Linked DNA regions of Homo sapiens: region 2 is linked to region 1. A link is a contact called in ENCODE Hi-C or POLR2A ChIA-PET data. All regions are on one chromosome and are shown on one strand. Each heading gives the region's core, a stretch centred on a gene start or an enhancer-like site at or near the end of the contact. The rest is flanking DNA. Distances are from core to core; before and after follow the strand shown.

The links. Hi-C counts contacts between places; a loop is a spot of excess contacts on that map. ChIA-PET counts read pairs that join two places held with the same protein, here RNA polymerase II (POLR2A). Pooled maps may share reads with other maps.
Region 2: a map of cardiac septum shows a loop between it and region 1 (2.2-fold over the local background). The contact joins the enhancer-like site here to the promoter of TUBB3 in region 1. A Hi-C loop is called at or near these places in 13 of 168 maps with a recorded cell type or tissue (A673, B cell, CD8-positive, alpha-beta T cell and 10 more), 18 of 37 single-sample maps with no recorded cell type and 25 of 50 pooled maps. POLR2A ChIA-PET finds 5 or more read pairs at or near these places in 26 of 52 experiments (A549, A673, AG04449 and 21 more).

The regions. Positions count from the first base shown.
Region 1 is chr16:89,920,210-89,924,591 of GRCh38, reverse strand. It overlaps TUBB3 (tubulin beta 3 class III), which reads right to left and starts at 1,250. Exons shown (of 4, transcript NM_006086.4): 1 at 1,134-1,250. The coding sequence starts at 1,190. MC1R (melanocortin 1 receptor) reads right to left here. Exons shown (of 1, transcript NM_002386.4): 1 at 3,620-4,382. The coding sequence ends at 4,380. RefSeq lists silencers at 994-1,243, 1,324-1,473, 1,494-1,583 and enhancers at 1,437-1,731, 1,654-2,537, 3,424-4,307, 4,308-4,382.
Region 2 is chr16:89,963,107-89,970,610 of GRCh38, reverse strand. It overlaps DEF8 (differentially expressed in FDCP 8 homolog), which reads right to left. Exons shown (of 13, transcript NM_001242818.2): 10 at 7,168-7,248; 11 at 6,301-6,441; 12 at 6,036-6,145; 13 at 2,551-4,750. The coding sequence ends at 4,648. It also overlaps the pseudogene CENPBD1P. Among named protein-coding and RNA genes, the nearest start is that of SNORA119, 13 kb to the right of the region's middle. Within about 2 kb of position 2,975, at least 2 of the 41 ENCODE cell types and tissues checked have a DNase peak (open chromatin) inside an H3K27ac peak, as active enhancers do.

The sequences.
Region 1 (4,382 bases), core at 1-2,500:
CTGCCTTTCTCTGGCCCCTTCCCCTCCAGGACCGTCTCCTGCACCCCCTCCTTCCCAGAATCAGCGCTGCACCAGCCCTGAGCTGGGTCCCTGGCCTTGGTCCTGACAAAGCCAGCCTCCCCCCCCGATCCCCTGTTCCCCAACACTGTTCGGAGGGCAGATCCTTTGGCAAGCAGCGCCCCCAACCCGCCCCGCCCGAGCCCCAGGTTGGCTCCTGCAGGGGATGAGAACCAAGGGCCAGCCCAGCTCTCTCGCACCTGCTGTGTGACCTTGGGCCAGGGACAGCCTCCCAGGACCAGGGGACACGACGTCCCCTTAATGATTTAGGCAGGGGTCCCTGCACAGCTGCACCAACGCCCCTTTCTGCGTGGCCCCAACATCTGCGAGGTGGGCTAACAATGGAGGGAGGGGCGCGCCACGGTGCAGCCTCCACACCCCACAGCCCGGCTTTGTTCCCACATCCAATCCCCAGACTGGTAGACCCTGGGTGGGCGCGGTCAAGCCCCGCGGGGGTTGCCCAGGAGCGGCTGCGCCGATGGAGAGCCTGGTCCTGGACCAAGGTCATCTCGAGTCCAGGCCCAACCCCTCCAACAAAGGGACAGGGTGGAGCTAGGACGCCGAGGGGTGTCGGAGCAGGCTGGGGAAATCGGGGCGGCTCTAGCCTCTCGGGGGACGTTCGGCTACTCCAGTGGGGGGTTCGGGCCGAGGAAATCACGGCTGTGAGGAGAACCCCCCACCCCACCCAAACCTGCCTACCCCACCCGTCTCACTCAAGGCTATGCCGCGGCCCCAAAAAAGAGGGCCACGCCCAGACAGGGCTCCCAGCTGCACCTGCGGAGGCCCGGTGGAGGGGGTGCAGGTGTGGAGGGGGCGCAGGTGTGGAGGGGGCTGAGGCTTCGCGACTGACGTGAGCTGCGCCTCGACAGCCCGAGGTCACCTGGGCAGGGGCAGAGAGGTGCAGGCGAGAGTCCCAGGGCGGGGGCCCCGCGTCCCGGCCGCCCGGCGCGGCGCTGGGCGCATCCCTTTGTTGCAGGTTCGCAGGGGCGGGGGCAGCTGGAGGTGCGGCCCGCGGGGCACGGCGCCTCCCTCCTCCCGCCCCGGGGCCCGGGACAGGCCGGGGCGCGCAGCCTCACCTTGGCCCCGATCTGGTTGCCGCACTGGCCGGCCTGGATGTGCACGATCTCCCTCATACTGGGCGCGTCTGGCGGGCGGCTGCGGACGGGCGCGGGCGGGCCGGGCTGGCTGCTGAGGGTCGGGGACCGCGGCCGCGCGCTCTTATAGCCGCGGCCCCGCCCTTCGCATCGGCTGATGTCACCGCGGGTGGCCAATCGGGAGGCGCCGCCGCAGAGCCCCGCCCGGCCCGCAGGCTCCGCACCGCGCGTCCCCGCCCGCCGCGCGCAATGCGGCGCCCCTCCCGCAGCCAAGGATCCCCCAGCGCTGGGCCGGGCGCGGTCTGAGGGCCCCGCGCATTCGAAAGGAGGGGCTGTCTCCCAGAGGAGCTGGCTGTGGGGGCGCCGGGCTCCAGGGAGGACAATGGCCCCTCTTGGCCCTGGGAACCCCGCCCCCAGCTACCCTCTCGGTTCCGCCCTTGCGACAGCCCCACCCTGCGGCTTTGTACGGAGGGTCTTTTTTCCCCACGCCGGTTTAGAGACCAACCCGCACCATCCCAGCTCCCTGTCTTTTGGCAGACAAGGTGCTCTGAGCTTTTGCCGGTTTTGGGTGGGGGAGGTAGGTAAAGGCTGGCCCAGGCCCTGAACCCACTGAGAAGAAACAAAGCGTCGGATCAGAGCTCGGAAGGGCGCGAACACAGAGGGGTGGCGGCGGCCGAGAGCGAGCTCCGTGGGTCGCCGGCTTCCGCAGTGGGCGGGGAGGGGGTGGGCACCCGACCTCCTCCACCAAGGGGCTGCCATGAGCGTCCAAAGGAGCTTTGTGGGCCCGGGCGCGCACAGCACCTGGACGTGCCACTGCCCGGTGCGCATCCGTGTCAGGAATTGTCACAAGGACGCACAAGCCAGGCAAGAACCCGGCCAGGGTGGGGGAGGGTGGGCAGCGGCTTCTATCTGACTCACTCTCTGAGGTCGGAGACTGCGTGCAGGGGGGCCTCGGGGGAGCGACTGGAGATGCGTTTACTGGTCAGAGAAGGAAGGGAGCAAAGGACTCGCCGGCACGGCACTGACCTCCTCCTGGGCCAGATATTACAGTGCCACCACCTTAGAACAAGGGCCTTCTGATACTTCAGTAACAAAAATCCTTCAGGAAGGGTCTGACAGTGCACGATGTACAGACGAACCCCACCCGGCCCCCAAATCAGCATTCACTTCACAAAATGAGCAGCTGCGAACTTGCCTGTGGACGCCTGTGTCCGGTCTGTGTGCACAGGGCTGTGTGTGGGTGGCGTGGACCTGTACCTGTCTCTCTCTTTTCTCTCAAGAAGCTCTCCAGTTTGGAAAGTCGAGAAATGGATCTTTTGTTCTCAAGAGATGCCCCTCCCTGCCCCACAGTGTGCTCGTGTGGCTGCTGCTGGGGTCTAGCTGCCTGGGGTTCCTCCCTGTCCCTGTTCAAGGGAGTCCGGGGTGAGTGTCTGAGGTGCCTCCCTGTCTCCACGAGGGAAGAAGTTTTGCAGCCTCAGGGCAGCCAGCTCCTGCTCCATCCTCAGAGGGGTCTGGTGCCGGGCTTAAGGCTGACTCACCGTCCGGTCTCCCAGCAGAGGCGGGCCCTGCCAGGAAGCAGCTCCCAGTTCTGAGGCCGGCAGTCAGGGGTGGGGCTGGCCAGGGGGCTGCTGACTGAGCCTGCGTAGGAGTCGGCTGATGGCCCTGCAGCCTCCATTGAGCCTGTCCCAGGAAGGGGGCTGACTGAGTGCTCAGTCTCTGCAGAGGAAATGGAGGTGGTCTCTTCAGCGAGACGCCCAGGTTTCAGCAGAGGGATGGCCCAGGGGCGCCACTGCTCCCCAGCACCAGGCAGCATAGTTCATCCCCAGGTACTCACTCCCAGGGACTTCTCCGCCGGCTGGGCCTCTGCCTCACTGCCATCTTCAGAAGCCTCACATCAAGCATTTCCCAGGACTGGCTGAACACAGACCCTCCACCCCCGACCCCTTCCCCACCTGCCTACTCCCAGAATGGCAGTGCTGGGCAGACAGCAGACCCAGCCCCCAGCCCACCTGCACTGAGCCCCCTTCCAGGCATCTCAGAGTGGACAGGGATGGTCCCATTCACGGCTCATCATGGCTGGAGGGACTCAGGGCCAGGGCCAGCAAAGGGATGTGTCCCGGCTGAGGTCACATGTGGTCACAGGGAAGGCTGGGAACCCGCCTCTTCTGCAGCTAGGACAGCGTCAAGAGTGGAGGGGACTGGGGCCCTGCTGCACCTGCTCGTCCTTCCTCTAGGCTGGGGTTTGTCAGCACGGAGAGAAAACCGAGAAGCAGGGTCAGCGCAAGCCTGGTTGGGACCTCCACACTCCCCAGGCATTTGGGGCCTCTGGGGCTGTGGCTTCCTCACCTGGGGAGGCAGCCACGTTTTCCGGGACTCCTTTCTTCCCTCTCGACTCTCACCCCTGCCCACCTTCCCCTCCCCCATCCCTCCACCCGCAAACTTCAAGCACTTTCTGGAAGGGGCTAAGGTGGGTGATGCTGAGTCACATTTATTACCAGACTTTCCTGGCCCCATGCTCACAGGCACTGGTCACTGAGTCAGGCATTTGCCAGGGCTGTCTGCTTGGGCGACTGCTGCAGGAAAGCAGGCTGAGGCCCCAGTGCCCAGTCTGAGCCTTAGAACCGGCCCTCAGGAGGGCTCAGCCCCATACCACTAGGGGGGCTCCTGCAAACCTGGTCCCTTGGCCTGAGGCAGGGATTTCACCTCCTTTTGCAGGAGCCGCTGCAAGGCTGTGGATGAAGCTTTCTGGTCACAAAGCCCCTTCTCCTGGGGCTGCTGTGGGAGTAGCTCTTGGCACACACTTCCACCCAGAGACTTCACATCCCAGCTGACGAGGGCACGGTCCTGAGAGCTGGCAGCAAAGATGGGGTGGGGTGGATGCTGCTCAGTCATTGGAGCAGACGGAGTGTCCCAGGAGTGGGCGGAAAATGTCTCTTTAGGAGCCTGAGGTTGGCCCCTGGTGCCCGGAGCCTGAGGCCCCACAACCTCCCCATGTCCTCCTCCGTTCCCCACGACTGCTGGTGAGAAGTCCTGCCTGGAGTTTTGCAGGGACCCCTCCCTGGACCCAGAAGGGTCCGCGCTTCAACACTTTCAGAGATCATTTAGTCCATCCTCTTTGACAAACGGGGACCAGGGAGGTAAGGAACTGCCCAGGGTCACACAGGAACCAGACCACACAATATCACCACCTCCCTCTGCCCAGCACACTTAAAGCCGCGTGCACCGCGCTCA
Region 2 (7,504 bases), core at 1,726-4,225, 44 kb before region 1:
AATCCGGACCACGTGTCAAGGTGTAATCTCGACCTTGAAAGCTCATTATCTGAGAAGGACTTTTCAGCACATCCTAGAAGCAGCGGATGGTGAGGACACAGCTATGATCAGGGAATTTTGGAGAAACTACAGCATCATGGATGCTGTGGACATGGCCATCGCATGGGAGGAGCTCAAACCAGCACTAATGAACAGCATGTGGAAGAAGATTTGGCCTGAGTGTGTTCAGGCCCAGCGTTTTTCCCAGGCAGATAACATTGCACAGCTTCAAAAAAACATTGTGACCCTTGCCAGAAATGTGGCCTTTGAAGAGGTTGCTGAGGCTGCTGTGGACCAGTTGCTGCAGTCCCATGAAGAAGATCTCTCAAATGAGGAACTGATGCGGCTGGAACAGGAGCTGGCAGTGGGGGAGGAGGAGAGGGAAGATGGTCCCTGGGCACTGTGGCAGCTAACCACAGGAAGACTGTCGGCAGCCCTCTCACATTTTGAGGCTGGCTTGTAGGTCCTTGCTAGTAACAGCCCTAATGATGACTGGAAACTGAGAGGTTCCAGAGAAATCAGTGTTGCAGTAAACTGCTAGCAGGAGCTGTACAATGAGAAAAAGCGCCACTCAAAACAACTCTCTTAGGTCATTTTTCAATGTGTGTAACCAAAAGTTAATCAGAATAAAGCGGAAGCACCATGATGACCTCAACAGTGGAGGCCCAGCCAGGCCTCCCTGCTCTGTGGTGTTGGACATCCCTGGAAACCTTGCTGTTGGTATTTCCATTTTGATACTTGAGAGCATCAAATTTTGTCATTAAAATGTTATTTAAATATATGCTTTTAAAAGCTCATATATGTGTAAGAATCGCCAGGAAAACTTTTTTTCTTTGAGACGGTCTCGCTCCATCATCGAAGCTGGAGTGCAGTGGCACAATCTTGGTTCACTGTAGCCTCGACCTCCAAAGTTCAAGCAATCCTCATACCTCAGCCTCTGGAGTGTTGGGACTACAGGCACATGCCACCACCACCAGCTAATTATTTTGGTAGAGAAGGAGTCTGTGTGTTGCCCAGGCTGGTCTGGAACTCCCGGGCTCAAATGATCCTCTAGCCTGGACCTCCAAAAGTGCAGGGATTAAAAGTGTGAACCACCATGCCCAGCAGAAGACGTTTTTTAAAAAAGAAAAATTGAGGCCGGGCACGGTGGCTCACGCCTGTAATACCAGCACTTTGGGAGGCTGAGGCAGGAGGATCACAAGGTCAGGAGATCAAGACCATCCTGGCTAACATGGTGAAACCCCATCTCTACTAAAAATATACAAAAAAATGGCCAGGCACGGTGGCTCACACCTGTAGTCCCAGCACTTTGGGAGGTCAAGGCAGGCAGATCATGAGGTCAGGAGATCAAGACCGTCCTGGCTAACGAGGTGAAACACGTCTCTACTAAAAAATACAAAAAAAATTAGCCGGGCATGGTGGCAGGCGCCTGTAGTCCCAGCTACTCAGAGGCTGAGGCAGAAGAATGGCATGAACCTGGGAGGCAGAACTTGCAGTGAGCCGAGATCACACCACTGCACTCCAGCCTGGGCAACAGAACGAGACTCCATCTCAAAAAAAAAAAAAAAAGGAAAAGAAAAATTGCAAAGGGGAGACTAGCCCTTCCAGACATTAAAACCTAGATGAAATAAATATTAATCAATGTGACCATATAAAAATGTAAGCAAAGTAAAACTTTGCCATAGGAAAGAAAATAACACAAAGTCAAATGGCAATTCACAAAGAAAATATTTCCATCTCACAAATAACAGGTTAATATTCCCAATATGTGAGAAACTCAGATTAAGAAGAAAAAATACCAAGAACCCAATCGAAAAAATGGGCACATAATTCATAAATAGATCCTGAAACATATGAAAAGTTTGACCTCACTCATGATTAGAGAAATGCAAATTAAAATGACAGAGATACATTTCTCACACTGCATTGAAAGGTATGACAACACAATCTGCTGTCGAGGCTATAGGTAATGGGCACTGTCATACACTGCTGGTGGGAATGTCCTTCTGGAAGGACATCGGACACTAAGAAAAATCAATGCCTGGCCAGGCGCCGTGGCTCACACCTGTAATGCCAGCACTTTGGGAGGCCGAGGCAGGAGGATCACCTGAGGTCAGGAGTTTGAGACCAGCCTAGCCAACATGGTAAAACCCTGTCTCTAATAAAAATTCAAAAAATTAGCTGGGCATGGTGGCATGCACCTGTAGTCCCAGCTACTCAGGAGACAGAGGCCGGAGAACAGCTTGGGCCCGGGAGGCGGAGGCCGGAGAACAGCTTGGGCCCGGGAGGCGGAGGCCGGAGAACAGCTTGGGCCCAGAGACGTTCAACACGTCTGTGTGATACCACAGGTAGTTCTCCCAACCAATCAGGACATGTTACTTCGCCTCACACCAGATTACATTCAACCCCATTGGATGGCAAAGGCTGTCTTTCCTAAGCCTGCAAATGACTTGTATGTCAACAGACCAATTTCTCTTACTTTGTCCGCAATTCACCACACACACACCAGGCTAAAGGATGTATATTTAATGAGACAGTGACAGCAGCATTGTTACAACTGGGCATCCCTCAGGCCAGCCTGGTCCCATGCTGTGGGACCACCCATGTGTGGTCTTCCACAAGGTGCTGGCGGCACCGGGCTCTTCCTGCTGTGCCACAGACCCACAGAAAGAACCATACGTGATTCCGTTTACCGGCTGTGTCACCCAGAAGGGGCAGGTGGGGGAGATGCTGGGTGGCAGGTAAAAATAAAAGGGGCCCAACCCTTTGTCCAGCAAATACCAGCACAGTTTTTCTATGGACACAGTGATTTGTAACTTGAATAATGTGAAGTTGATTACACAGATTTCGGAATGGCTAATATCCATATGACAGAAATGTGATGCATTCATGAGACGTGTGCAGACTTTGGGGTGTTGGGAAACAGCATTTGGCCTTTAACCTCCTCCTCAGCCCCAAAGAGGAAGGGGAAACAGGACAGGAACCCACACTGTTGATCCAACCTCACATCACATTCTCTGAAGGACTCCGACATGTTCCCTGCTCACCGTTCCACCTGAGGTAGGTCAGGACCCCTGCCCCCATTTTCCAGATGGGGAAACCGAGGCAGAGCAGACAATAAGAACCTTGCCTAAAGCCACCACAGTGGGGAGTGGACACCATCCCCTTCCTGATGCCGGAGGACAAAGAGGAGACCCTGCCGTCTCTCCCACTCCTGGAATGAGCCAGTGAGCCAGGTGGCCTTTCTGCTGACTGAGGTGTCTCCTCTTGGGTTTCCTGGTCAAAGGGGACCAATAACCAAGCAGTGGCATTCTCTGCCCTCTGCCCACCGTGTGCCAACCATGTGCACCAACAGCCAAGCACAGTCCAGGGTGTGGGGGAAAAGGACAGACAGGAGCACCCCCACTGCCCAAGGCAGAAGGCTGGGAAGCCACGTCCTGACACGTCCTCTCCTGAGGCCCCTCGTGGACCGCAGGATCTGTAAAGTGCAAACACCAAAGCCAAGTGTCCCCTCACCCAGAGCTGTAGGTTTCCTCTGCTGCCCAGGGGCCTCTGTCCCGTGGAGTGAGGGACCTCCCACACGCCTGCCCTGATCTTCCTGAATGTGCTCAGTCGAGCGAATACTCTCAGCTCTCTTGACCTCAGGCCCCCAAACAAAAGGCCATTGGCTGGTCATTTCTGAGCTATCTGGAGCCCTCCACAGGGAGCAGGACAGAGCTCCTCAGGTAAATCTGGTTCCAAGAAATGCCACCAGACCACTGCAGGATCCCATCGCCTAACTGGAACCTCCCCCAGCACACAGCCCCTGCTGCACACCTGGAGGCCAGGACACCCTCCTCAGGCTGGGGCCACAGCCTCCTAGCTTGGAGCACCAGGAAAGGTGGGCTGGGCCAAAGCAGGAGCACCCAGCAGGGAAAAGCTCCATGGCCCCTTCCCTGCTGTTGTATAGAAACAACAGGTGACCCCACTGTACTGACCATCCGATGAGGCCTTTGAACCTCAGGCCAGGGAGAGGCAGGTCTGCAGGTGACAACTGTGAACAGTCCCAGCTGGGGACAACCAGAAATCCCCAAGGCCACGAGTGGCTGAAAGGGATGGAGCCCCCAGGCAGAGCCGACACCCCACCGCAGGTGAGACTCGGCCCTTGGCTGAGTGTGTGCAGCCGCATCCTCAGGTGTCACTCAACACTCCTCTGAAGCTCTGTCCGGGTCTTGGCCTGATGAGCTTCCAGGGTGGCCAGGACGGGAGCTGTGGAATTTCTAGGGCCCGGATGCCCTGGTCCAGGGGTGTGGAGGGCTCTGTGCCATGGGGGAGGTGAGATGTCCCCCCAGCTCCCTGCCCATGGAGTTCTGCATTGGGGGAAGGATGGGGGCCACGCAAGGACCCCTCACAGCAGCACACCCAGGTGACAGCCAGGTGCAGCCGCCCCGAGTCCCAGCAAGCACCTGGGAGACAGCGGGCCTTGACACTGCCCACCCGCTCTGGCCCAGCAGGGGTGGAGGGGGCCAGGGCCGCACCCCAGGGGTCTCCGGAGCAGAAGGAACAACTTGATGTTGGCAGGGTGGGTCCTGGCGGGCCAGGCGGGGTGCCCAGCACTGTTCCTCGGCGCTAGGCCTCCACATCGGGACCTGGCTCCTGGAAGAGCGACTGCTTCCTCAGGCTGAGCCGGGCACACTTGGGACAAGTGGTGGAGTTGTCGTAGTAGCAGTCCCTGGGGGCAGAAAGAGGTCGGGGCTCTCTGCACAGGAAACTCCAGCACTGAATCCCCCCAAGCGTCCTAGGTCAGCTCCTATCATCCCCTCTACAGCCGTTACCAAAGGGCAGAGTCGGAGTCTGCAGCCAGATGCAAGTGACTGTATGGCCGTGTGCAGAGCGCTTACGGGCGTGCAGATGTGGACCTCCAGGGGTCCTCACGCTACCTGCTATCCCCCAACCACACAGGTCCCAGTTCACACAGCTGAGGGGCTGAGCCAGGTGGCCACGCCAGACTCGACTCAGAGCCCTTCCTCACGATTCCCACCTGTTCCTATCCCTCCCCTGGCTCCCAAACTGTACATCACGGCACCCTGGGGCACCGCAGCCTAGTTCAAACTTTTAAACAGAACGTAGCAGTAATTAACACCTGTCAGACACTGAGCAAACGACTAGCTCGAGCGAGTTCAGTCTCAACCTTAGTTTCTGCCACAGTCCCATCTGTGTGACACCATCGCTCTGTAGAGCTGGGATTTCAGCAGTTGCTATGAAAAATAGCAAATTCCAGGCAAAAATCAGGGGACAGAAACTGGGGGGGAGTGTCCATCTGATTCCAGGTCTGGAAGATGTGTGAGGCCCAAAAGGTGTACCCATATCATTAGTAAGTAATCATACTTACTGAAGAATGAAATTAAAATATTTTTCTTCTAATTTGTGTACATTATTTTTCCAAGAGCCACTCAATCTTTAGGATACAAATACTTATAAAGTTGTTTGAACATAAGTATTTTTCCCTGTTGGTCTAGCGGCTAGGAAAAAAAACGCGAGAGCATAAGTACTTAATAAATCAAAGTGTTAGGAATTTCTTCTGGCTTAGAAACACTTTGAAAAAATTACTGAGACATTAAAGGGTGGCAGGAACTATAGGTTTGGGAATCTCTAGCCTATACTAACCCTGAAAGAGTGACTTCAATCCTAGTAGAGAAAGGGAGCAGCTGGGATGCTGTGAACACATCAGAGACCAAGCTGGAGTTTCAGGGGCTGGTCCGGGAGGGACCTGGGAAGGGGCAGCCCCCTCATCCCCCAGGTGCCGCTCCTAAGGGAACTTCTCATTTAGTCACAGACATCAGGGTCTGACTTCATATCTCAGGGTCAGCAAAGACCCAAAGAGTCTTTATGTCTCCCCTTTCTCGGGGGAGCAGTGCCAGCTCCCACGGCATCATCCTACCGGAGGCCAAGGGGCAGCTCCCCAGAGGACAGCGCAGAGCCCCAGCCCCCGAGTGCGGGGCCCAGGCCACACCCACCTGTGGAAGACCGCGGAGCAGTCGGCGCACACAGACGTGTGGCTGTCGAACGGGAACAGCACGTCGCCCTCTCTGCAGAGCTCACACACGAAGCCCTTGGCCTGGCACCGCTGGGGGGAACAGTGTGGGGTTGGGGCACGGGCACGTCAGTGCCAGCTCCTCTGGGCACTCTGAGGCCAGGGACACACTGGGCTGGGCTGCTTCTCCTGCCAATCCCCCCTCAGGGCTGGGGTTGGAGAAGAGCGGCCCTCGGGCAGAGGCCCACCTCGCAGTCCAGCTTGATGTGCTTGGCGAAGAGCGTGTGGATCTCGGTGAGCGAGCAGCCCAGGCGGCCGGCATGCACGTCCAGGAGGTCCTGGACAGAGTACATCTCGTCGTTCTCCACAAAATGCTGCCGATCCTGGAGCTGCCAAGTCCCAGCAGCCGTGACGCCCTGCACCGGGGAGGGCCCCTCCCACCGCCCACCCATGGTCGCTGCAGTGGTCAGGGCCCAGGTGCTCACAGAGAAACGAGCTACACAAGGGTCTGGGCCCCAGGAGTAGAATCCAGGAGCCCCAGGAAGCCGACAGGGGAAGATGGACCCGGGCCACGTTTCCTGACCTGTGTAGCCCCCCGCCCTCCACTCCCTAAGGCAGCCCCTCCCAGCCACACCGCATCCCCGCACTCCCCACGCTTCCCACATTCCCCACCCTTCCTTCTCTATCTTGTCACAGAGTTCACCACCCCAGCACACAACGTATTTTTCTTGTCTTCCCTACTTGAAAGGCACTAAGGGCAAGCATTCCTGTCTGTTTCGTTCACTGTTCCAGAATCTAGAACATCTGTATCTGTTGAGCACATAATTAGATGAACCTTGAAAACTGTGTTTTGTGGTCAACCTGCCTGACGAGGGCTGGGCTGGACCCACCCCATGGAGATTCACATAAGGGCTGCAGGGTTTGCCAAACGGAACTGACTGGAGAACTCTTTTGTAGGCAGAACACCTGTTTGCTTTGTTCCTTGGGACCGTGGTGAGGCGACCCTCTGCTAAAGGCACTCCACGCACAAGCTGTCCGGAAAAAACCTGAGCCTGAGGTGCCTCACCACCCTGGCTGCGCTTCCCATCGGGGGCCAGTCCTGCTGGCAGTCTGACCTGCAGCAGCAGACGAGCCTCCATGGCCTCCCTGCAGGTGATGAAGTACGGCTTCATGAGCAGGATGTCCTGGCGCAGCTTCTGCAAACAAGGCGGGAGCAGGCAGGCCTCCTCAGCCAGGACACAGGGCGGCCCCTGTGTGGGCCGCACACCCGGGGCCACGGCAGGGCCAGGAGGGGTTGGTTCCCCACGAAGGGCCGAGATCTGAGTGCTTCACCAAAACCCAAAATCACAGCTCCCAGGCTGGGCAGGACCGTGAGGCTCACTTACCGTGGTCCAGAAAACCCTCCCTTCCCTCTGCCCTCACCCGGCCCCACAGGCACACAACTGTCTAGGA